Regions from separate parts of the Homo sapiens genome. Here region 2 is linked to region 1. The links are chromatin loops, found by intact Hi-C in ENCODE. Cell type or tissue: mammary epithelial cell. All regions are shown on one strand. Each heading gives the region's core, and the rest is flanking DNA. Links, peaks and the distances in the headings are about the cores only. Region 1 overlaps GNA11 (G protein subunit alpha 11). Region 2 overlaps ZNF556 (zinc finger protein 556).

The links. Hi-C counts contacts between places; a loop is a spot of excess contacts. Peaks named below come from ENCODE experiments on the same cell type or tissue, not always from the same donor. Only the 100,000 strongest peaks of a DNase experiment are listed, where the experiment ranks them.
Region 2: a loop joins it to region 1, with 3 times the contacts of the local background. A loop is called at or near these places in 5 of 110 quality-filtered maps.

The regions. Positions count from the first base shown.
Region 1 is chr19:3,106,316-3,113,075 of GRCh38, reverse strand. GNA11 (G protein subunit alpha 11) reads right to left here. Exons shown (of 7, transcript NM_002067.5): 2 at 2,743-2,927. Among named protein-coding and RNA genes, the nearest start is that of GNA11, 15 kb to the right of the region's middle. RefSeq lists an enhancer at 4,700-5,201. In mammary epithelial cell, for the core only: a CTCF peak has its summit at 4,209 (motif pointing right); no DNase peak of the experiment used is centred there.
Region 2 is chr19:2,877,808-2,894,943 of GRCh38, reverse strand. It overlaps ZNF556 (zinc finger protein 556), which reads right to left. Exons shown (of 4, transcript NM_024967.3): 4 at 11,499-17,136. The coding sequence ends at 16,615. Among named protein-coding and RNA genes, the nearest start is that of ZNF57, 15 kb to the left of the region's middle. RefSeq lists a silencer at 7,182-7,359. In mammary epithelial cell, for the core only: a CTCF peak has its summit at 7,417 (motif pointing left); a DNase peak (open chromatin) is centred at 7,353; H3K4me3 peaks cover 207 bases.

The DNA.
Region 1 (6,760 bases), core at 2,654-5,153:
GGCTTCGATTCACTTCTTAGAGGTGGGGAGGGGACGGTGTGGGGAACAAGCACGTGTAGAACACACACACTTCAAACCCAGGACCCACAGGAGGGCAGTGCAGCGCCGAGCACGACCAAGCACGACGACAGAACTAACCAACAGCCCCAGCACTCGCTGCCTCGAATTCTCCAGACACACCGGGAGGCAGGAAGCCCAGTCACAGGACGTTGCAACCAGCGGCATCGCCTGCAGTGTGCAGCTCCAGACTCGGTTTCTGCCCCGCCGGCTTCTCTCTTTCGTCCGAAAAATGCTTATCAAACATCATCAAGAGCAGATACCACACCCGGTGCTAAGGACGGCGTGTGGCCCCCGAGCTGCCGCACTCAACAGTTTACATGGTGCCCCAACACGAGCCGCCTCCCCCTCACGGAACCCTGGGCGGCGGGTGGCATCAGGCCCCAGCTTGCTGCCCTGTCACAAAGGAAGGCCAACCGCACAGACACGTGCTTGCACACACATGTGAACACCCTTTGGGGCAGACACTGTGGGGGGGCCATCCTTTCCCCTCCTGATGCTCTGTGTCCCCGTCCCCGGGGCGCACAGGCCGACATGACCAGCCACAGTTTGGCTGAGGGACTGGGGAGGGGACATACTGGGTGGGACCCAGATGGGAAAGAAGGGAGCCTTGCCCTGGGCTCTGGGAGCCACGGGGCCCTCCCAGGCCCCCCAGAGTGGAGACTCAGCCCTTGCTTGTCCCCTCTGAGCAACGCTCCCTGCCCCGGACTCCGACTTCAGCCCTCCCCTTGCCCTGCCCCCAGCCTCTCAATCTGGGCTGGGATAAGCACACCTAGGGGGACTTGGAAAAAGAGACACAAACCCCAAAAATCCCACTCCCTGGAAACTTCCAGATTAGACAGCAGCAATCTGCTTCTGCAGAGAGCCAGAGAGCACACCCAGCCTTCCCGACCACACGGACTGTCTCCAGCACTCGGCTCTGCTGCTGCTGCTGAAGCACCATGGGCAACATGGCAGAAATGGGTATGTGCCAATAAAACTTTATCGACAAAATCAGTCTGCAGTTTGCAGATGCGTGTTTCAGAAGCTGATGGAGATCTAAGCCCAAATATGAATATGGACTCTCAGAGAGGGCCACAGCTGGAAGAGATCACAGCGGGAGACAGGGCAAGTGGCAAACCAAGATCTAAGGGCAAGAGCCCTACCCCTGAAAGCAGGGCTACGAAAGCGGGATCAATGGCCCCTCAGCTGAAAGGCCCCAGGGAGGCCACTGGCAGGAGCCACGGCTGCACGGCTGCTGGGCCTGCCCCATAGGGCGGCCACTGGGGCAAACTCTCTGGACGCTTCTCAGAGGGCAAAGCCAGAGTCACCCTGGGACCCAGCAATTCTGCTCCCAGGCGTAGCATGCAACTGAGGGAAGGGAACACATCATCCACATAAACACACGTCCACAGACGGTCACGGCAGCTCCGTTCCCAACAGCCCACACATGAAGGCACTCAAATGTCCTCCAGGGGATAAATGGGCAAATACGCGGTCCCTCCATGCACTGGAACATGACTCAGCCATGAACAGGGACGAGGCTCTGACACAGGCCACTGTGTGGATGCACCTTGAGGACGTCACACTCAGTGAGAGACGCCGGACACAAAAGGCCACATGGCGTGCAATCCCATTTCTATGAAATGTTCAGGACAGACCGATCCACAGAGGCAGGAAGGGGATGTGTGGGTGCCGGGGCTGGAGGAGGGGGTGGGAGTGACGGCCGATGGGGAAGGGGCTTCCTTTGAGAAAATGAAATCTGGAATCCGACAGCGGTGATGGCTGCACGACTATGCAAACATATCGAAAACCACCAAATTATACACTTTAAGCAAGTGAAGTGCATAGAATGTGAATTATAACTCAATAAAGCTGTGATTTAAAAACAGGGCATCAAATGACCTCTACTTTATCAAAAAAAAAAGAAAAAAAACCAGGGCGGAGGCCAGGCATGGTGGCTCATACCTGTAATCCCAGCACTTTGGGAGGCCAAAGCGGGAGGACTGCTTGAGCCCAGGAGTTCAAGACCAGCCTGGGCAACATGGTGAAATTCCATCTCTACAAAAAATACAAAAATTAGCTAGGCGTGGTGATGCACCTGCAGTCCCAGCTACCCGGGAGGCTGTGGTGGGATCACCTGAGCCCAGAAGGTCCAGGCTGTGATGAGCCTTGACCATTCCACTGCACTCCAGCCTGGGCGACAGAGCGAGACCCTGTTTTCAAAACAAAACAAAACAAAACAAAACAAAAAAACAGTGTGAGAAGGTGAGAAGTACAGCCCCATGGGTGAGTGTCAGGGCCGAAACGAGGTGCCTGGTAGGCTGCTCAGCCTGGGGAAGGGGCCGGAACCAGGAGCTCACGCTGCTTACTCCCAAGGCGACCTGGGCGAGTGGCTCACCTCACAGGGCCTCAGCTTCCCCAGGGCCTCAGCTTCCCCACCCACAGGATGTGGGCGCCCACAGCTACTTGGGAGGGAGGCTGTGGGGCTTGGCCACGCAATGCCCATCACAACTCTCCAGTTGGCCCCCAGGAAGTCAGCGGTTGCTGTTTCCATGTCCATGACAGGAACGGATGGATGACCAGGGGTAGCCTGGGCCGGCCGGGACCCCCGGCATGGCCCCACCCTGGCAGCGCGGCCACCATGCTCACCACCAAGCCCACAGCTGCCCAGGCGCTCCCCTCCCCAGGCGCCCGCGGGCTCACCTTGTTCTGCTCGTACTTGTAGAGGATCTTGAGCGTCTCCATGGCCCGGATCATGGCCTGCATGGCGGTGAAGATGTTCTGGTAGACGAGCTTGGTGAAGCCGCGCTTGTCCTCCTCCGAGTAGCCGGCGCCGTGGATGATGCGCATCTGCTTGATGAACGTGCTCTTCCCGCTCTCGCCCGTGCCTGGGGGACGGGGCACGTGAGGGCGGGCGGCAGCCGGGGCCTGACTCTCGTGCTGCTGCCCCCTCTTACCCAGACCCTGCCGTGCTGCAGCACCCAGCACAGGAAACCAAGGCACGTGAGGCTGACCGTCTCTCCACCAGACGCCACGGCCTCCTGACTCCTCGGAAAGAGTTTACAAAGCGCCCTTCCCATCTTCCACCAAGCCAGGGTCTTACTGGAACCACCCCTTTTCCAGAAGTTCTGCAAGGACACACTTTCCTGGGGGCCAATTGTTGGTATTTACGTCAAAGACCACACGGTCTCAGGCCAAATCAAGTCGCACGGCACCGGCCCCGCAGCTGGGACTGTGCAGCTCCACCACGGTCACGCCAGTTCATGACCAATGCTCACCAGAGGGACAGCACACAGACGTGGCGGCGGTGCCCTGACAGACGGACTCACCCCAACGGCATCTCTGCACAGACCACCCCAAGGGCTGGGCGCCCCCTTCCCCAGAGCTTTGCTCAGCGGCCACGGCCACACTGCCCCCTGCGCACCAAGCACCCACGAGGCTCTCCCCTCTCCCTCTTGGTGCTGTGGCGGGGTCAGCCAGGACCGTTGTGCCTGCCACAGGTGGCCCTGAGCACATCCCTGAACCCCTTTACGTCTCCACGCCTGCCACGACCTTGCTAATACCCACAATGCTTCCAGAGACGAGTACGCTACCACCCCATCTCAGAGATGGGCACACTGATGGTCCCAGGGCCCCAGAGGATGAAAAGGATTAGCAAGTCAGCCTGGAAAAACTATCGGGAAGGGGGCCCATGTGGCCAGCTGTCGCTCCACCCCAGCCTCCAGATGAGCCCCCCACACATTCTGGGTGACATGGGGGTCCTCACTCCAGCCCCTCTCCTGCCTCTGCCTCTCACCTGGTCACCTCCTGGGCAGAGACTCCGTCTCCCCACTTTTCTTCACCCTCACACGCTGGGATGCCAATGCTGGGTTTTCCAGTGTGTCCACAAATCTCTGATGCTCATCCCTTCCATACTGGAACCTAATTCCCCTCCCCTTGAGCATGGGCTACACTTAGTGACCTGCTTCTAGCAAACAGAATGTGATGGAAGTGACAGTGTGCCATCTCCAAGGCCAGTTCACAAAAGGCACAGGCCTTCCTCCTTGCCCTCAGTCTCGGGTCAGGGGCTCTGGGGTAGGCAGCCGCCACGCTGTGAGGACCCTCAAGCAGCTTCACGGAGAGGCCCACGTGGTGAGGAACTGAGGCCTCCCACCAACAGCCACTAGAGGGAGCCAACTTGTGAGTGGCTCCTCCAGCTCCAGTCCAGCCTTCAAATGATGTGGCCCCTGCTTGGCTGGTATCCTGACTACAACTTCTGAGAGACCCCAAGCCAGGATCACTCAACAAAGTGCTCCCACATTCCCAACCCTCAGAAACTATCTGAAATAAGTTTTGTTAATTTAAGTTGCGAAGTTTTGGGGTGACCCCATTACACAGCAATAGTTAACTTCTAATTTCTAAAAAGAGACTGCCTCAACTCTCTACTCAGGTATTAACCTTGCTCAGGCCCCCGGTGCCCTAGAGACTCAAGCGTCACCGCCCCCTCCCAGCATGCCCCCAGCCCACTTCTCCAGGCTCGCCTTCACCACCCTGTGTCTCTGAATCTTCCGGCACCTCCCCACTTCCACACACGTCCTACGCTGTTGCCCTCTGCCCACAGTGCTGTTCCAATCACAGCTGCCTAAAGGCTGCCTGGTGCTGGGACCCAGCTCACTTCCTCTCACAGCCTCTGCTCTAGAAAGCCCCCAAGCCCCAACACAACTCTCCCTCCGGTACTTTCTGGAACCTTCCTTGCTGCCCATGGTAGATATCTTTGCACAGGTGCCTGTCGCAGGACCCCTCACCTGGCAGCTCCTAGAGATGAGACAGGCTGCATGTGTCCCACGGTGGCCACAGTGCTGCCTTCGGGAGGCCCTCGACAAAGCCCAGGAACTGCCCACAGCACCTGAGCTCCCTGTGGGGGGTCTCGCAAAACACCCAACACATCCCGAGTGGGGAGCCCCGGTGGCAGCTGCCTCTCCCCAGTACTTTTCTCAAACACCCTGAGTCCTTTTCAGAAGAAAGAAAATTGATTTTGATTGTCTCAGGTAGTAATCCACCTCTCAGCCCTCACCTCATCCACAAAAGGTCAAACCCACCCAAGTTCCAGGACAGGAGGAGTGAGGGTGAGTGTGAAGGTGAAAACACCTTCTCCCCAGAGGGACCCCCACACGCCCTTCCCTCACCGCGCCCTGAAGAGAAGGGCGGTGGCATGGAGGGGATGCAATCTGAGGCCAGGGATCCTCGGCCTCAGCTCTACTGACCGGTGCTGAACCCTGGGCCCTGAGGGGTGCTCAGCAGCAACCCTGGCCCCCACCCACTCCATCTCAGGAGCACCCCCCCGAATTGTGACCACCACAGATGTCCCCAGACAGTGCCAGTGTCCCATGGGTCAAGACTGCCCCCAGATGAGACTCTATGTCTAACAAAATGCTATTACAAAAGATGGCTGCTCCGTGTTTGTTTGGAAGGGTGTTTCACCTGGAAACAGCAAACACTCACACACACTGAAAGCCACACCTGACACGAGACCAGCACACACTGCAAGCCTGCACCCCAGCACAGGCCCCATGCTGCAGGCAGGAGGCGAGGAGGGCCCTGCACTCGGGTCAGAAGGCGCCGCCCCTTGGTAACTTTGCACCCAAGACACAAGGTCCCTCAGGCCATAAACATCTCAACTATGAAACAGAAAAGCAAGCCTCAGCTCTCAGCGAGGATGCCGGGAAGACCAAGACGGCCGAGAAGGAGTCTGAAACGCCACAGGTCACTGCCCAGATGAGAACTGGCTCGGTACTACTGTTTGGGGTTGTGTTTTGTTTTTTCAGATGGAGTCTTGCTCTGTTGCCCAGGCTGGAGTGCAGTGGCGCAATCTTGGCTCACTGCAAGCTCCGCCTCCCGGGCCCAAGTGTTTCTCCTGCCTCAGCCTCCCAAGTAGCTAGGACTACAGGCATGCGCCACCACGCCTGGCTAATTTTGTATTTTTAGTAGAGATGGTGTTTCTCCATGTTGGTTAGGCTGGTGTCAAATTCCTCACCTCAGGTGATCTACCTGCCTCAGCTTCCCAAAGCGCTGGGATTACAGGCGTGAGCCACCGCGCCCGGCCTGTTTTGCGTTTTGTAAGGAAGGCAAAAATGACAACCACAGCCCTGGCTCGCCAAGGACCCCCATGGAGCTCTGCAGAGGCAATATGGATACACTGATGGGGGAGGGAGGTGGCTCACACCTATGCACCCAGGCATGCACACATACATATGCATTAACGTGCATATATGCACACAATGCACACGTGCACACCCACACATACATGTATGCATGCATGTACATCAGCACACACGTGCATGGTGCACGCACACATGCATGTACATGTACACACACATGCAGCCCGTACACAGCTGGGTGGCTGGCATGTTAACCCATGTGCACCACTCCCGCTGGGTGAAGCCACTCGTGTCTCCCACATAACCCACCAAAGCCAGGAGAGGTTGCAGAGGGAGGCAGGAGCCCAGCAGGAGTTCTGGGCCACCGGAAGCCAAGCCAGGCCCAGGTGGCCCCGGGCCTCTGGTGGCCCTGAGGTGCTGGCCACTGTTAAGCCCTGCCGTACAGAGGCCAAGGGCGAGGCTCTGGACAGCACTCAAGCCAGGCAACGTGACTACATTTGGGTTTTCAAGATGCTTTGGTCCCAGCCTGCTTTTCAAATCGCCCTGTCTCCCCGCGCCAACTCAGCTGCTGCCGCCTCCCGTCA
Region 2 (17,136 bases), core at 6,233-8,732, 220 kb after region 1:
AGCCCAAACCCATGAGAAACACAACTGCAGTTGAACAAAGTAGGGTCTGTTGACTTATTTCACAATGAGGTGACCACACAGCATGAGGAATGGAAATCTCAGAAGTTGCATGTTAGAAGGCTGGGAGCGCCAGGTGTGGTGGCTCACGCCTGTAATCCCAGCACTTTGGGAGGCCGAGGTGGGCACATCACGAGGTCAGGAGTTCGAGACCAGCATGGCCAACACGGTGAAACCCCGTCTCTACTAAAAATACCAAAATTAGCTGGGTGTGGTGGTGCGCGCCTGTAATCCTATCTACTCGGGAGGCTGAGGCAGGAGAATCGCTTGAACCCGGGAGGCGGAGGTTGCAGTGAGCTGAGATCGCACCACTGCACTCCAGCCTGGGTGACAGAGTGAGACTCCATCTCAAAAAAAAAAAAAAATTTGGTATTCTTTCTTCTTTTTTTTTTTTTTTTTTGAGACAGAGTCTCACTCTGTCGCCCAGGCTGGAGTGCAATGGCCTGATCTCAGCTCACTGCAACCTCCGCCTCCCGGGTTCAAGTGATTCTCCTGCCTCAGCCTCCCGAGTAGCTGGGATTACAGGCGGCTGCCACCACGCCCAGCTAATTTTTGTATTTTTAGTAGAGACGGGGTTTCACCATGTTGGTCAGGCTGGTCTCGAACTCCTGACCTCGTGATCCACCTGCTTCGGCCTCCCAAAGTGCTGGGATTACAGGCGTGAGCCACAGCGCCTGGCCTGTTTGCATAATTTTTTATTCCGTGTAATGACATGATTACACAGTACTCTTTGTGAAGCAGGTTCAGTGTGCACTGGTTAGCAACTTATCTGACTCTGGTGAGAGAGAACACCCACATACAACAAGTTACATGGAACTCGTTGAGTTACATGGAATTTCATGGGTTTATTACTTACAGATAGGCAGCAAGGGACAACAGAAGCCTACAATTCATTGTGAGCTGCTCCTCCAAGGCTCAGACAGCTGCCTGGAGCAGATGGAGTCTCAAATGGAGCAGATGGAGCCTCACTTGCACTCCATATTAGGGACCCCAAAAGGCAGCCTGCCCCAGGTGATATACCTCAGGGGCAAGAGAACATGCTGGGCTAAAGCAGAACATCCTGTTCTTGCGGGGACTAGAGCAGAACCTGAGTGTTCTAGCCAGCTCCCCGCTTATCTCGGAATGTTGCATTCCCAGTACATTCTTTCTTTTTTTTTTTTTTTTTGAGATGGAGTCTGGCTCTGTCGCCCAGGCTGGAGTGCAGTGGCGCAATCTCGGCTCACTGCAAGCTCCGCCTCCCAGGTTCATGCCATTTTCCTGCCTCAGCCTCCTGAGTAGCTGGGACTACAGGCGCCCGCCACCATGCCCGGCTAATTTTTTGTATTTTTAGTAGAGACGGGGTTTCACTGTGTTAGCCAGGATGGTCTCGATCTCCTGACCTCGTGATCCGCCCGCCTCGGCCTCCCAAAGTGCTGGGAGTACAGGCGTGAGCCACCACGCCCGGCCAATTCTGTATTTTCAGTAGAGACGTGGTTTCACTATGTTGGCCAGGCTGGTCTCGAACTCCTGACCTCAGGTGATCCGCCCACCTTGGCCTCCCAAAGTGCTGGGATTACAGGCATCAGCCGCCGTGCCCGGCTGCATTCCCAGTACATTCTAGTTATTCTTGAGAGCTACAGTCAAGAGTGGGGAAGATTGGGTCAGTCTCAGGCCACCTGGAGAACTTCCCTGCACTCTTGTTTTTGCTTTGCTCATTCTCACCCCGTGGCCCCATCTGATGTCGGGGTGGTGTAAAATCATTGCTGTTCAACAGAATCATGTGGCGTGGGACGAATGCCAGGCCAGGTCCCAGTTCTCAAGGGCTGATTTTTCCTTCCATGTAAAGAGTTGAATATTGCTTACCATATATCTGGTATGGTTTTGTTTCCTATAATTCAATGAACATATATAAATTCACTTAATCTTCCAAAACTATAATGTAGATACATTTATTGTCTCCTTTTGTGGGTAACAGACTTACAGATTACAAAGCTAGCAAGTTATAAGGTAGGATCAGGATTCAGAACAAGTCTTCGTAGGCTGGGTATAGTAGCTCACGCCTGTAATCCCAGCACTTTGGGAGGCTGAGGTGGGCGGATCACTTGAGCTCAGCAGCTCAAGTCCAGCCTGGGTAACATGGAGAAACCCCATCTCTATAAAAAATACAAAAATTAGCCATGTGCAGTGGCATGTGCCTGTAGTTCCAGCTACTTGGGAGGCTGAGGCAGGAAAGTCACTTGAGCCCGGGAGTGAGCCGAGTTTGTGCTACTGCACTCCAGCCTGGGCAACAGAGAAAGACTCTGTCTCAAAAAAAAAAAAAAAAGAAAAGAAAAAAGAAAAAGAAAAAGAAAAGAAAAGAAAAGAAAAATTCCTTCTAGCCCAAAGACCATGATTTTAACCTGATCCTACTTTTTGAGCCTCTCTTATATACCAGGCATTGTAAGCTCAAAACAAAAAATTAGGCTGAAAAGTAATCAAGACACAGCAGGCTCTCAATATAGAATAAGTCCTCGCAGTTCGAGGGCGTGTATTTTTCTGGGAAAAGAGATTTTTTTTAAAAAGTAAAGATTTTAATGTAACAAGTAGAGACTTGATATAAAAAATACGGGTCTTGGGGACCAGGCGCGGTGGCTCACGCCTGTAATCCCAGCACTTTGGGGGACTGAGGTGGGCGGTTCATGAGGTCAAGAGATCGAGATCAGCCTGGCCAACATGGTGAAACCCCGTCTCTACTAAAAATACAAAAATTAGCCGGGCCTGGTGGCAGGCACCTGTAATCCCAGCTACTGGGGAGGCTGAGGCAGGAGAATCACTTGAACCCGGGAAGTGGAGGTTGCCGTCAGCCGAGATCCTGCCACTGCACTCCAGCCTGGCGACAGACCAAGATTTCGTCCGAAAAAAAAAAAAAAATGGGTCTTGGAAGAAAATAATCCACAAGGGAGATAATCGGGAAAACAGAGGGACGTATTTTGCATTTTTTCTATGGATGGTGGGGCATTGGAGAATGAGGATGTATTTATTAATTTATATTTCCATCACTCAGTATGTGTTAAGTAAACACTATCACAGGGACTGCTCAGGGTGTTTGTAAATAGTGTGGAGTGATACCCAGTCCTGCATTCATGGAGTTAACAGAGTAATAATTTCCTACAAAATAAAACTCTCATGGTCCATCTTTATTTATTGATTGATTTTTTGAGATGAAGTCTTGCTCTGTTGCCCAGACTGGAGTACAATGGCGCAATCGTGGCTCACTGCAACCTCCGCCTCCCAGGTTCAAGTGATTCTCCTGGCTCAGCCTCTTGAGTAGCTGGGATTACAGGTGCCCGCCACCACACCCGGCTAATTTTTTGTATTTTTAATAGAGATGGGGTTTCACCGTGTTAGCTAGGATGGTCTCGATCTCCTGACCTCGTGATCTGCCTGCCACGGCCTCCCAAAGTGCTGGGATTACAGGCGTGAGCCACCATGCCTGGCCGGTCCATCTTTATTTTTGCAATGCTCAAAAGCTTTAGGTAATATGATATGTACCTATGAAGTGAAAAGGTCACCAGAGTCTCACCAGTTATTCGGGCCATCAAGTGTGGCTGTTTATAGAGTCCTTTTGAATGAATTGTAAATTGTATTAAAGAGGTGGCCTTCTCAATTTGCTGCTAGTGTAGTCTGAGAGAATCTGTAGCCTAGGAAGCCACAGAGTTGCCCCTGGTTTGTAAAAGGATGTGGTCATCTGCACGGTTTTAATCCAGCATGTGCCCTTTCCTACAAGCAGAATGATAGCTGTGCAAGTTCTTGGTGATCCGGTAGATGCAAGAAGAGCTGTGGATGGTAAGGGAGAGTCTAGGAATAATGAAGGTGAGCTGCAGACACTGTGTCATTTTGAACAGCGTCCCAATTTAGTATCAAAGGATATTTGGCATTCTCAAAAATACTTTGATACTAAATTGGGACGGTGTTCAAAATCCCAAATTTTGGAAAATTTTAATGCCCTTTTATAGGAGATGGTAGTTTTTGTTTTGTTTTGTTTTTGAGACTGAGTCTCACCCTGTCACCCAGGCTGGAGTGCAGTGGCACAATCTCGGCTCACTGCAACCTCCGGAAAGGCCAGATTTTTTTCTAATGAGGCATAATGCCCAAACAGGAGCACATGCTGCTCTTCACACTCATTATTTCCATATGCTCAATTTTCCGATACATGTCACAGCAAAGCAGAAATACAACACCTTTTTGCTGAATTAAACAGCAAGTCGGCCAGGTATGGTGGCTCACGCCTGTCATCCCAGCACTTTGGGAGGCGGAGACAGGTGGATCACATGAGGTCAGGAGTTCAAGACCAGCCTGGTCAACACGGTGAAACCCGTCTCTACTAAAAATGCAAAAATTAACTGGGCGTGGTTGCGAATGCCTGTAATCCCAGCTACTCAGGAGGCTGAAGCAGGAGAATCGCTTGAACCCGCGAGGCGGAGGTTGCAGAGAGGTTGCACCATTGCACTCCAGCCTGGGCGACAGAGCGAGGCTCCATCTCAAAAAATAAATACATATAAATAAATAATAAAAATAAACTCACCTGAACCTTTTTAGATAAGCAAAACCAATTTTTTTCCACTTCCTTGGCAACCGAACAGAGAATGGCGTGAGAAAGAAGAAATCGCGAGCCGTCATTGCTTTCTTGGAACCCAACCTGAAATTAAGAAAGGCCACCAGGGCCATGCCTCTCTCACCTCAGACACAGATTCAGAGAGAAGCGAGAAGGCACCTCTGTCCCCAAGTTCCTGGGGCCTGAGCTCTGCACACACCGTAGGTCTGAAACGTGAACTTCCCTTTGAGGGTCATCCTGGGCGGAATTCCAGTCCTTAGGTATCTGCACGTATTCCCAGGCTTGAGGCCATTTCAACCCTAAATCAGGAATTCCAAGTCTGGTTTTGTGTCTTCTGACTACGAATCTTGCCTAGAGATGCAAAGGTGTGACCGGGTGTGCTGGCTCGCGCCTGTAATCCCAGCACTTTGGCAGGCCGCGGTGGGTGGATCACCTGAGGTCAGGAGTTCGAGACCAGCCTGGCCAACATGGTGAAACCCCGTCTCTACTAAAAATACAAAAATTAGCTGGGCGTGGTGGTGCGCGTCTGTAGTCCCAGCTGCTCGGGAGGCTGAGGCAGGAGAATGGCTTGAACCTGAGAGGTGGAAGTTGCAGGGAGCCAAGATGAGGCCACGGCACTCCAGCCTGGGTGACAGAGCGAAACTCTGTCTCAAAAGAAAAAAAAAAAAAGAGGCCAGGCGCGGTGGCTCATGCCTGTAACCCCAGCACTTTGGGAGGCCGAGGCAGGCAGATCACAAGGTCAGGAGATGGAGACCATCCTGGTTAACACGATGAAACCCCGTCTCTACTAAAAATACAAAAAATTAGCGGGGCGTGGTGGCGGGCGCCTGTGGTCCCAGCTACTCGGGAGGCTGAGGCAGGAGAATGGCGTGAACCCAGGAGGCGGAGCTTGCAGTGAGCCGAGATTGCGCCACCGCACTCCAGCCTGGGTGACAGAGCGAGACTCCGTCTCAAAAAAAAAAAAAAAAAAAAAGAGAGATGCGCAGGTGTCTCATCTTAAGCGTATTCCCCTGGAGGCCTGCCATGTGGCAGTGAGGTGACCGGAAGTAGAAAACGAGGACAATCAGACCTCGAACTCACACCCCTCAGCTACAGGAACCGGCGCTGCCACCTCGTCATTTCAGCATCAATCCTGCAGGCGTCACGCTACGTCACATCCGGGAGAGGCCGCGCTGCCGACAGGTGCAACATGCGGCGGCGACGCCCCACTCTAGTCCCGAACGCTAGCCTGAGGCTCGGGACCGCACATGCGCATTCCCCACGGAGGCCACCGCCCCCTGGCTTCCTGGTAGTCCGTGGACACCAGGCGGTGTCTGTGGTCCCCTCCTTCTCGGGCACCTTGCTCGTCCACTGCTTGGGGCACCACTCGGGGAACCCGAGCGCTTTGGAAATGTGGTTCAAAAAAGGACAGCCCTTAAACGCTAGGGTCCCGCCCCTCAGATTGCTCCCAGCATGCAACGCGGCCCCTCCTCCAAAGCCGCTGTGCCCTGGAGGCAGCTGGGAGCTCCAACCGAGCATGGTGCACAGGTGCAAGCGGGTTGTGCTTCCTGTTTGGGGAGTTGTGTCGTTGGTTTTCCGGAAAGCTCGGAAGGAAGGGGCTCCACCACAATAAGGATTTGTGTATCTAAACATACCGAGCCATGCAAAAGGCACAGTTTTCCAAAGACGTTGTAGCAACTTAGCATTTTTTTAATTTTTATTTATTTTTTCTTTTTAGAGATGGGGGGGGTGGTCTCACTGTGTTGCCCAGGCTGGTCTTGAACTCCTGGGCGCAAGCGATCCTCCCGCCTCAGCCTCCCAAAATGCTGGGACTACAGGCGTGAGCCACTGTGCCAGCCACAACTTAGCATTTCTGTTGCACATATTCAGCAATAGCATTTTCCTGGATGTTTTGGGCTTTCAGTCAGTATGGTAGGGAGTAGTAGTATGTCATTTTCGCTCTAATTTGCATTTCCCTTAAGAAAAAACTGAATTATCATTTAAATATTAGCCACTTGGACAAGCTTCCTTTGTGAATGATTAATCAAATCTGTAATTTTACTTCTCTATTGTGCTGCCTGCCTTCTTAGTAATTTATAGGAGCGTTTAGACTCTGTATGCAAGCCCTTTGCCAGATCTGTGTATCGCACGTTTCTTCTTCCATTCTATAAACTCTCTTTTCACTCTGCTATGGTGCCTTTTGTTTTGTAGCTTCTAATATCTGTTCATTCTATTTTATGGTGTTTTTGTGTTTTCAGAAATGTTTGCTTATTCCAATTCATGATCTCTTATGTTTTCACATTTATCTTCGGTGATAAATCTGGAAACAATTTTCATTTATGGCATGATGTAGAGGTATAGATACATTTTATGTTTGTGTAAAGTTCCTGGCTAAGGGGCAGAGGCAAGGACATGACCAAGCAGACACATATTGGCTGGAAATGCTCTCAGAGAAAGCGGGAGAAGCTCAGCTCAGATCCACGTGGAGATGTACTGAAGAGTTCCGGTAGATGGCGGGTGGTACCAAAGCAGAAAAAATGGTTGTAACCATCAATAAGGCCACGCAGCACTAAATGCCAGCCTACACTGACAGCCACTTGGCAAGACACAAGGTCCAACAGTAGAGGACTTTACAAAGGTTCCTGGGCCCCACGTGTGTGTAGAATGGGTGGGCTGCTTCAGCCATAGCCTTGGTCTGAGCAGCTTCCTAAATACTACAGCCATTGGCTTCGCTTGCTTGAGCTGGTTTAACCCTCTTTTATTAATTCTGACCGATGCTCTCTGCTACCATCTAGTGATAACTAATGAAAACGCAGACTACTTAAAACCTTAAAACAACTGATGTCAGGCTATTTACAAGACTGCAGAGGACAATGACTTGTGCATTTTAGAGCTCAAGCCAGAATAACCTTGCTCTTTTGTGATGGGTTTGACTTTCTTTCATATTGGATTAAATCTAGACTTACTGATGGTGCAGTAAAAATTGACACTTGTGTGCACAAAAAGAGAAAAATGACACCGTCCTGTTTTATGTGTGAACATTGTTACTTGCCGTAAAGTTCCCCATGGTTCCCGAGATAAAAAGACATCGTGAAAGGCCCTATAAAAACGAATGCGAAAAAACCACCCCAATTTGTGCCCGTGTGGAACTGGAGAATGGCAAAGATGAGCTGCCTCTGCCCAGTCCTGGATAAATATCAGGTTCCTCAGCAAAATAAATGTGGTTGTTGTGATCTAAATTTTAGGGGGGCGGGGGCAGGCGCGGTGGCTCACACCTGTAATCCCAGCACTTTGGGAGACCGAGAAGGGCGGATCACCTGAGGTCAGGAGTTTGAGACCAGCCTGACCAACCTGGAGAAACCGCGTCTCTCCTAAAAATACAAAATTAGCCAGGCGTGGTGGCACATATCTCTAATCCCAGCTACTCGGGAGGCTGAGGCGGGAGAATCGCTTGAACCCGGGAGGCAGAGGTTGCGGTGAGCCGAGATCGCACCATTGCACTCCAGCCTGGACAATAAGAGCAAACCTCCGTCTCAAAAAATAAAAAATAAATAAATAATTTTGGGGGCGGCATTATGCAGCCATAGAAAGTCAGAACACTGGCATTATGTGACATGTCCTTCCATCCACACCAGGTGACCCTACTAATGTATGAAGTCTTTGAATTTGGCTCTAATTTTGAGATAGTTGTATTTTTAATCACTTTAAGGAATTATTTTCCTAAACAAGTATTTTTACGCTTGATCTTACCCAAAAGGCCGAGAAGCGATCTAAACAAGTATTTCTAAACAGAAATAGAAATTTACTTATGTACAAATACACCCTTACCTCCCTGAGGATATTTCTCATCTCCTTGGTGAATTATATGAACGTATTTGGATTTTCCAATATGGAAACATTTAAGTTCCTGGAATAAGTCCCACTCCTTTATAAATATATGAACAGTTGGGCACCCTATTGTCCCATTAGGATTCATGATTCTTCATTCAAATGTGAGATTACTTTATTCATATATATATATATATATATATATTTTTTTTTTTTTTTTGAGATGGAGTCTTGCTCTGTCGCCCAGGCTGGAGTGCAGTGGCGCGATCTCGGCTCACTGCAAGCTCCGCCTCCCGGGTTCAAGCGATTCTCCTGCATTAGCCTCCCGAGTACATGGGACTACAGGCATGCGTCACCACGCCCGGCTAATTTTTGTACTTTTAGCAGAGACAGGAATTCGCCATGTTGGCCAGGCTGGCCTCTAAGTCCTGACCTCAAGTGATCCGCCCGCCTTGTCCTCCCAAAGTGGTGGGATTACAGGCGTGAGCCACTGTGCCCGGCCTGGACGCTTCTGAAGCTCTAACTTCACGTCTCTTGGCCACAGGCAGGTGTTTTCCACGACCAAGTTGCTAACTGGAAGCGTAAGCGACAGCGTGAGGGGCGGGACTAGAAGGAAAGCTCCTCAGCACTTCCGGTTCTGGTTCTGAACTTAGCGTGTGTTCCAGATCTCCAAAGATATGCAGGTTCAACTTGCAGGCCCAGGCGGGCGAATCACCTGAGGTCAGGAGTTCGAGACCAGCCTGACCAACATGGAGAAACCCAGTCTCTACTAAAAATACAGAATTAGCCGGGCAGGGTCGTGCATGCCTGTAATCCCAGCTACCCGGGAGGCTGAGGCAGGAGAATCGCTTGAATCCGGGAGGCGGAGGTTGCAGTGAGCTGAGATCGCGCCATTTCACTCCAGCCTGGGCAACAAGAGCAAAACTCCGTCTCAAAACAAAAACAAAACTGGGTTTGACCCTGATATGTCAGGGAGCTAGAACTGAGCTGCAAATGGCCTCAGGATAGAACCTTGGAAGACGTGATTCAAATGCCCAAGGATAAGACACTCCTTCCCTCCACCCAAGGATCCCCTTTGGAACTCTGTAGAATTCCTTTTAGGTTCCAAACCACAGCATTCTCAGAGTTCTGACCCCAGGAACTTGGTGTGAACTTAGAGGGGCATTGCTGGTGCCCTGTGGCTTCCCTCAGGTTAAGTGGCTGCGGTGAGGGCAGCTATGACCCTGGCAAGTGCTTCCTAACTTTATAATGGGTTCCAAAAAAGTCTTGATGGGTCACGAGTCTTTGAGAAGTGGAAACTACTATTGTTGCAAACTAAACATCAAAGATTGGATGAGTTTTAATTTTTTCTTAGTTCATCAATGAGACTTTGCTTATTTTGTTTTCCGTTATTTAAAATTAGTAAACTTTACAATTTAAATGGAGCTGGGTTTTCACAAATGCATACTTGTACCACCATAATCAAGATACAAAACACTCTGTCACCCCTAAAAGCCTCCTTCTGCCCTTTTGGAGACAAACTGTCCTGTGACCCTTAATGCCTCATCTGGTTCTAAATTCCTATACTCTTGCTCTATCCAGAATGTCATATAAATGGATGCTTTTGAATACTCTGGTTAAAAACTAACGCTGGCCGGGCACGGTGGCTCACGCCTGTAATCCCAACATTTTCGGAGGCCGAGGTGGGTGGATCACCTGAGGTCAGGAGTTCGAGACCAGCCTGGCCTACATGGTGAAACCCTGTCTGTACTAAAAATACAAAATTAGCTGGGTGTGGTGGCATGCGCCTGTAACCCCAGCTACTTGGGAGGCTGAGGCAGGAGAATCACTTGAACCTGGGAGTTGGAGGTTGCAGTGAGCTGAGATCACGCCATTGCACCCCAGCCTGGGCAACAAGAGCAAAACTCCATCTCAAAACAAACAAACAACAACAACAACAAAACACCTAATGCCATACTTGGCAAACTGTGTAATTTTATTTTTTATCCAGAAGAAGATGACTTGTCTTGAAATATAAAAATTCGAACAGTGCCCAATACAGGTGGTAAGACACATCAGGCTTTCACTATGGAGACATTCCATTACTATTTTGGGATATGTAAGGTTAACCATGAGTCTGCTGCTTGTGATTAACTTGTCATTTTGAGGCAGGAGAATAGGGAATTAGGATAACCAGTTAAGGCATAAGCAAAGGAACAGCAGGTGCAGCCACTTCTAGGCAAGATTAGGCAGAAACAGGCCACATCCTCACTGCTGTGATAACAAGATAGAAGTCTCCACTTCAGACTCTGATTTGACAGGGCCAAGTCTCCACCTCAGCCTCTGATTGGCCATGGCCAAGTCTTCACTTCAGCCTCTGATTGGTTGCAGGCGAATCCTTCATAGGGGGTAACCAATTGGAGTTCTCTAAAGGGCACCTAGGGGTGTTACAAAATTCTTGTAGCCTTATAAAAACCCTAAAGAACATTGCAATCAGGGCTCTTGAGCTGCCCGCTAGGGCCGGCTCCCGCTCCGTGGAGTGTACTTTCATTTAAATAAATCTGCGCTGTCATTGCTTTGTGTGTTTTGTTCAATTCTTTGTTCAATGCGTCAAGAACCTGGACATCTCACAGTCAGCACTTTCCATCTGGTACCAATTTGTACAATGAGAGGAATGTAGGGAAGGAGTGATCAAATAAGCTAACTGTGATTGTGAAATGACACGAAGTCTTTGCAGTGCTATCAAGACTATTTTTTTTTTGAGGTGGAGTTTCGCTTTTGTTGCCCAGGCTGGAGTGCAGTGACGCCATCTCGGCTCGCTGCAACCTCCGCCTCCCGGGTTCAAGCAATTCTCCTGCCTCAACCTCCCAAGTAGCTGGGATTACAGGCACGCACCACCATGCCCAGCTAATTTTTGTATTTTTAGTAGAGACAGCGTTTCTCCATGTTGGTCAGGCTGGTCTCGAACTCCCGACCTCCGGTGATCTGCCCACCTCAGCCTCCCAAAGTGCTGGGATTACAGGCGTGAGCCACTGCGCCCGGCCCGCTATCAAGACTATTAACATTGAAAATGGACACAGACTGGATTTCATTTGCCTTTAATTAAACACAAAGCTGTTACATATTTTTCTCTTCTAATAGCTGCTGGAAGTCTAAGCATATGGAAACGATACCTATGAAAATCAAATGGACATTTTGGGCTTTGTGGATCATTAAAGGTTTACACTTAAAAATTATTTTTTAATTAAAAAAATAAAAATTAATTAAAGGATGACAAATACATTGGGATGTTACTCAAAATGATAATCCTGTCTGCAGCTCACTTCAGTTATTCCTTGACTAGTTCTCTCACCGTCCATAGATTTTATCCTCACCAGGAAATCATGGCACACTTGCCTAGATATCACTGTGCACATGGGAAAACACTCGCAACGGGCTACAACTGTGCAGATGACCATAACTCTTCCTCACCCTGTGAGGAACTCTAGTTTTCTGCAGAACACAATTTTTCCATCAGTGTGTAGGGGCAGCAAAGTGACAATGCCAAATATATAAGGCAATTTAAAATTATTTCACAAAGGTATTAAAAACAAACACCCACATTGTGGTTCAAATCCAGATGAAGTACCTGGTCCCAGATGCCAATGTCCAAACTCATAAAAACATATGACATGGGCCTGGTGCGGTGGCTCACGCCTGTAATCCCAGCTCTGCGGGAGGCCAAGGCGGGCAGATCACGAGGTGAAGAGATCGAGACCATCCTGGCCAACAAGGTGAAACCCCACCTGTACTAAAAATACAAAAAATTAGCTGGGCGTGGCGGGGCACGCCTGTATTCCCAGCCACTTGGGAGGGTGAGGCAGGAGAATCGCTTGAACCTGGGAGGTGGAGGTTGCAGTGAGCTGAGATCGCACCACTGCACTCCAGCCTGGCAACAGAGCAAAACTCCGTCACACACATTCACACACACACACACACACACACACACACACACACTATATATATATATATATAAAATGTATACATCATGCCCTAAAATTTTTAATATTTGCAGAAATGAGGCTGAACCATAAATATACCTTTTGTCTCTTTTTTTTTTTGAGACAGAGTCCCACTCAGTCGCCCAGGCTGGAGTGTAGTGGTTCGATCTCTGCTCACTGCAAGTTCCGCCTCCTGGGTTCACGCCATTCTCCTGCCTCAGCCTCCCGAGTAGCTGGGACTACAGGCACCTGCCACCACGCCCAGCTAATTTTTTGTATTTTTTACTAGAGACAGGGTTTCACCGGGTTAGCCAGGATGGTCTTGATCTCCTGACCTCGTGATCCACCCGCCTCAGCCTCCCAAAGTGCTGGGATTACAGGCGTGAGCCACCGCGCCCGGCCAGGGAAATAATTATTGTTTCTTTTTTTCTTTTTAATTTGACACACGGTCTCATTCTGTCACCCTGGCTGGAGTACAGTGGCAAGATAACTCATTGCAGCCTGGACCTCTTGGTCTCAAGCCATCCTCCACCCTCAGCCTCCTGAGTAGCTGGCTCTACAAGTGCACATCACCATGCCTAGATACTTTTAAAAATTTCTTTTTATAGAGACTGTGTCTCACTATGTGCCCAGACTGGCCTTGAACTCCTGTGCTCAAGTGATCCTCCTGCCTCAGCCTCCCGAAGCTTTGGAATTACAAGTGTGAGCCACTGCCCCTGGTCCTGCCGTTATTTCTGTATTACTGCTCACTATTTCCTAACTCATGAGCAGTTCTTGAAATAGTATTAAAAAAAAAGAAATAGTATTTAAGACATATTACATGGTGGAACTATAAATGAATTCATGATGAGATTGTCACTTACTGAAGCCCGATCCTTTATTCTGCATTCCCTATTATCTACCTTGTCAAGTTTGATACTATACTTTATTCTGCCTTGATATTATCCAAAAAAAAAATTTTTTTTTTTTTGAGATGGAGTCTTACTCTTGTCGCCCAGGCTGGAGTGCAGTGGCGCAATCTTGGCTCACTGCAACCTCTGCCTCCCGGGTTCAAGCGATTCTCCTGCCTCAGCCTCCCAAGTAGCTGGGATTACAGGCGCCTGCCACCACGCCTGGCCAATTTTTTGTATTTTTAGTAGAGACAAGGTTTCACCATGTTCACCATGTTGGCCAGCGTGGTCTCGAACTCCTCACATCAGGTGATCCACCCGCCTCGGTGGGTCCTGGGATTACAGGCGTGAGCCATTGCTACTGGGCTCCAATAAAGTTTAAACTTGTTTTATTAGTTATCTTTTTATGTCTTTTGCTAGACTTATTTAATACTTAAATTTATAAAACCGTTACGTAAGTTTTTGTCATTATGAATAAACAAGAATTTATTAGGCTGGGCGCGGTGGCTCACGCCTGTAACCCCAGCACTTTGGGAGGCCGAGGTGGGCAGATCACAAGGTCAGGAGATCGAGACCAGCCTGGCCAGCATAGTGAAACCCCGTCTCTACTAAAAATACAAAAATTAGCCGGGTGTGGTGGCGGGTGCCTGTAATCCCAGCTCTTCAGGAGGCTGAGGTAGGAGAATCACTTGAACCTTGGCGGGGGGGTTGCAGTGAGCCAAGATCACGGCACTGCACTCCAGCCTGGGTAACAGAGCGAGAATCTGTCTCAAAAAAAAAAAAAAGAATTTCTTAGACAAAATTATAACAGTATAGGAAACAAATGTACTAGAAAGAAAATGTCTAAATCTGAATGCATCTGGTAATATTAATTCAGAAGTATAATTCTTTTTTTTGAGACGGAGTCTCGCTCTGTCACCCAGGCTGGAGTGCAGTGTCGCAATCTTGGCAAGCTCCGCCTCCCAGGTTCAAGCCATTCTCCTTCCTCAGCCTCCCGAGTAGCTGGGACTACAGGCACCTACCAGCACACCCCACTAATATTTTGTATTTTTAGTAGAGATGGGGTTTCACCGTGTTAGCCAGGATGGTCTCGATCTCTTGACCTCATGATCTGCCCGCCTTGGCCTCCCCAAAGTGCTGGGATTACAGGCGTGAGCCACTGTGCCTGGCCCAGAAGTATCATTTTTAAAGTCACCATGTTGATTTGGCAATTTTCAATATTTTAATACATTCTCCCAGTAAATAAAAAACAGAGATTGACATTTGTTAGTATACAACTTATTTGAAAAACTCAGTTAAATAGGCTATTTCTAAGAAACATTTTATCCATTTGTATAGAATCCAACTTCTTTAAAAACACAAACACAGTAAATAGATATTTCTCAGAAACAGAAACTTTTGTTTTAATAATACATAATCAAACATAATAACTGAACACATACTGAGAGATTGTATTCAGCTCTATGTGACAGGAAATTTCCAGAGTTTACCTGATAAGCCAGTATTGTCTTTCATTTTCTCATGAAAGGTAAGATTTATCTCACGAAGAATACTAGGTCACAGTAGATGCAGTAGGGAAACAATCCCCTGTGCTTTTTTAAAAAATTATTCTTTATTTATTTATTTTTGAGACAGAGTCTCGCTCTTTCGCCCAGGCTGGAGTACAGTGGCACGATTCCAGCTCACTGCAAGCTTCGCCTCCCAGGTTCACGCCATCCTCCTGCCTCAGCCTCCCGAGTAGCTGGGACTACAGGCGCCCGCCACCACACCTGGCTAATTTTTTGTATTTTTAGTAGAGACGGGGTTTCACCATGATAGCCAGGATGGTCTCGATTTCCTGACCTCGTGATCCGCCCACCTCAGCCTCCCAAAGTGCTGGGATTACAGGCGTGAGTCACCGCGCCCAGCCGCAATCCCCTGTGTTTTTATGGTTGTACCATTGTATCTGTCATGGAAGCAGGAACACAGAAGCACAAGAAATACTGAGACAATGAGGTATTAAGATAATGATAATATGGCCAGGCATAGTGGCTCACACCTGTAATCCCAGCACTTTGGGAGGCCAAGGCGGGCAGATTTCAGGAGTTTGAGACCACCCTGGCCAACATGGTGAAACCCCGTCTCTACTAAAAATACAAAAATTAGCTGGACATGGTGGTGCATGCCTATAGTCCCAGCTACTTGGGAGGCTGAGGCAGGAGAATCGCTTGAAACCGGGAGGCGGAAGTTGCAGTGAGCCGAGATCGTGCCGTTGCACTCCAGCTTGGGCAACATAACAGGACTCTGTCTCAAAAAAGAAAAAGAAAAAAAACCCAAAAAAACCTATTTTCCAATTCCAACCCAGAAGCCAGGTCAAAGAGCAAACAGCAACAGATGAAAAAAATAGTTCCCACGAGACTACACTCCTCCAAGAATTTGCATGCATACGTATTTCTACCAACTACCTATTAGTCCACAAGCAAAATGAAGAAGGATTCTCTGACCAATAGCATAAAGCCACTGAATTACTTGCCTGTATAAGTAGAAAGTATTAACATTAAAAATAGTTTTTCCCTGTAAAATGGAAAGGTGGAATAAAAGTAACATGGTAGTAATATCCAGCTTGGAACACACAGGGCCAGTCAGAAAATGTCAACAAACACCCATATTTCATTGGTCTAATGGCCTCACACGGAGTAACAAAAAAAATATATAAAAATTAAAGTTAATGCATATTAAAATACATCAGATCACCCATGGGTGCAATACACTTCTAAATGAAAAGAGAAACATTAGTAATTTATAAGAAAAAACCATTATGTATCAAAATTTCAGTACTATAGGTGAGAGAGGACTTACAGGATTCTCCCCTCAACTTTACCTGCAAGAGAACTGCAAATTCATTTGCTAGAGGCCCACTTTTAGGATGTGGTCCTGATAAAGGCAATACCATATTTATAAACGTCATGAGATTCTTCTCCTGCCATGAATTTTCTTTTTTTGGAGATGGAGTCTCGCTCTGTCACCCAGGCTGGAGTGCAGTGGTGCCATCTCGGCTCACTGCAAGCTCCGCCTCCCGGGTTCACGCCGTTCTCCTGCCTCAGCCTCCTGAGCAGCTGGGACTACAGGTGCCCGCCACCACGCCCGGCTAATTTTTTGTATTTTTTTTTTTTTTAGTAGAGACGGGGTTTCACCATAGCCAGGATGGTCTTGATCTCCTGACCTCGTGATCCGCCTGCCTCGGCCTCCCAAAGTGCTGGGATTACAGGCGTGAGCCACTGCGCCCGGCCCTCCTGCTGTGAATTTTCTGAACCATGTATGTGAATTAATTTGCACAGGTTTTCCCCCATTACTTAGATGTACAGGATTTCTTTCCTGTGTGACTTCTCACATGACCTTGAAAGGCTTTGGGACAACTGAAAGCTTTCCCACATTTTTCGCATTTACTGGGCTTCTGTCCAATCTGCGTTCTTACATTTTTGGAAGAGCAAAGCCCGCCTGAAGGTTTTCCCACACTGGCTGCATTTACAGGTTTCTCCCCAGTGTGCTTTCTCTCATGTTTGTGTAAAGATGAGGACCAACCATACGTTTTCCCACACGTTTCACATTTATAGACTTTCTCTCTAGTTTGTGATTTGACATCTGTGGAGGGGCGAGGCCTCGCGGAAGACTTTCCCACGCTGCCCCCACTCACAGGTTTCTTTTTAGCATGCGTTCTCGCGTGTTTGTGTAAGGATGAGGGCCAACCGAATGCTTTCCCGCATTTTCCACACTTATAGGGTTTCTCCCCGTTGTGAATTCTCACGTGTCGTTGAAAGGATGTTGCCCAGCAGTAGGCTTTCCCACACTGCTTGCACTCATACGGTCTCCC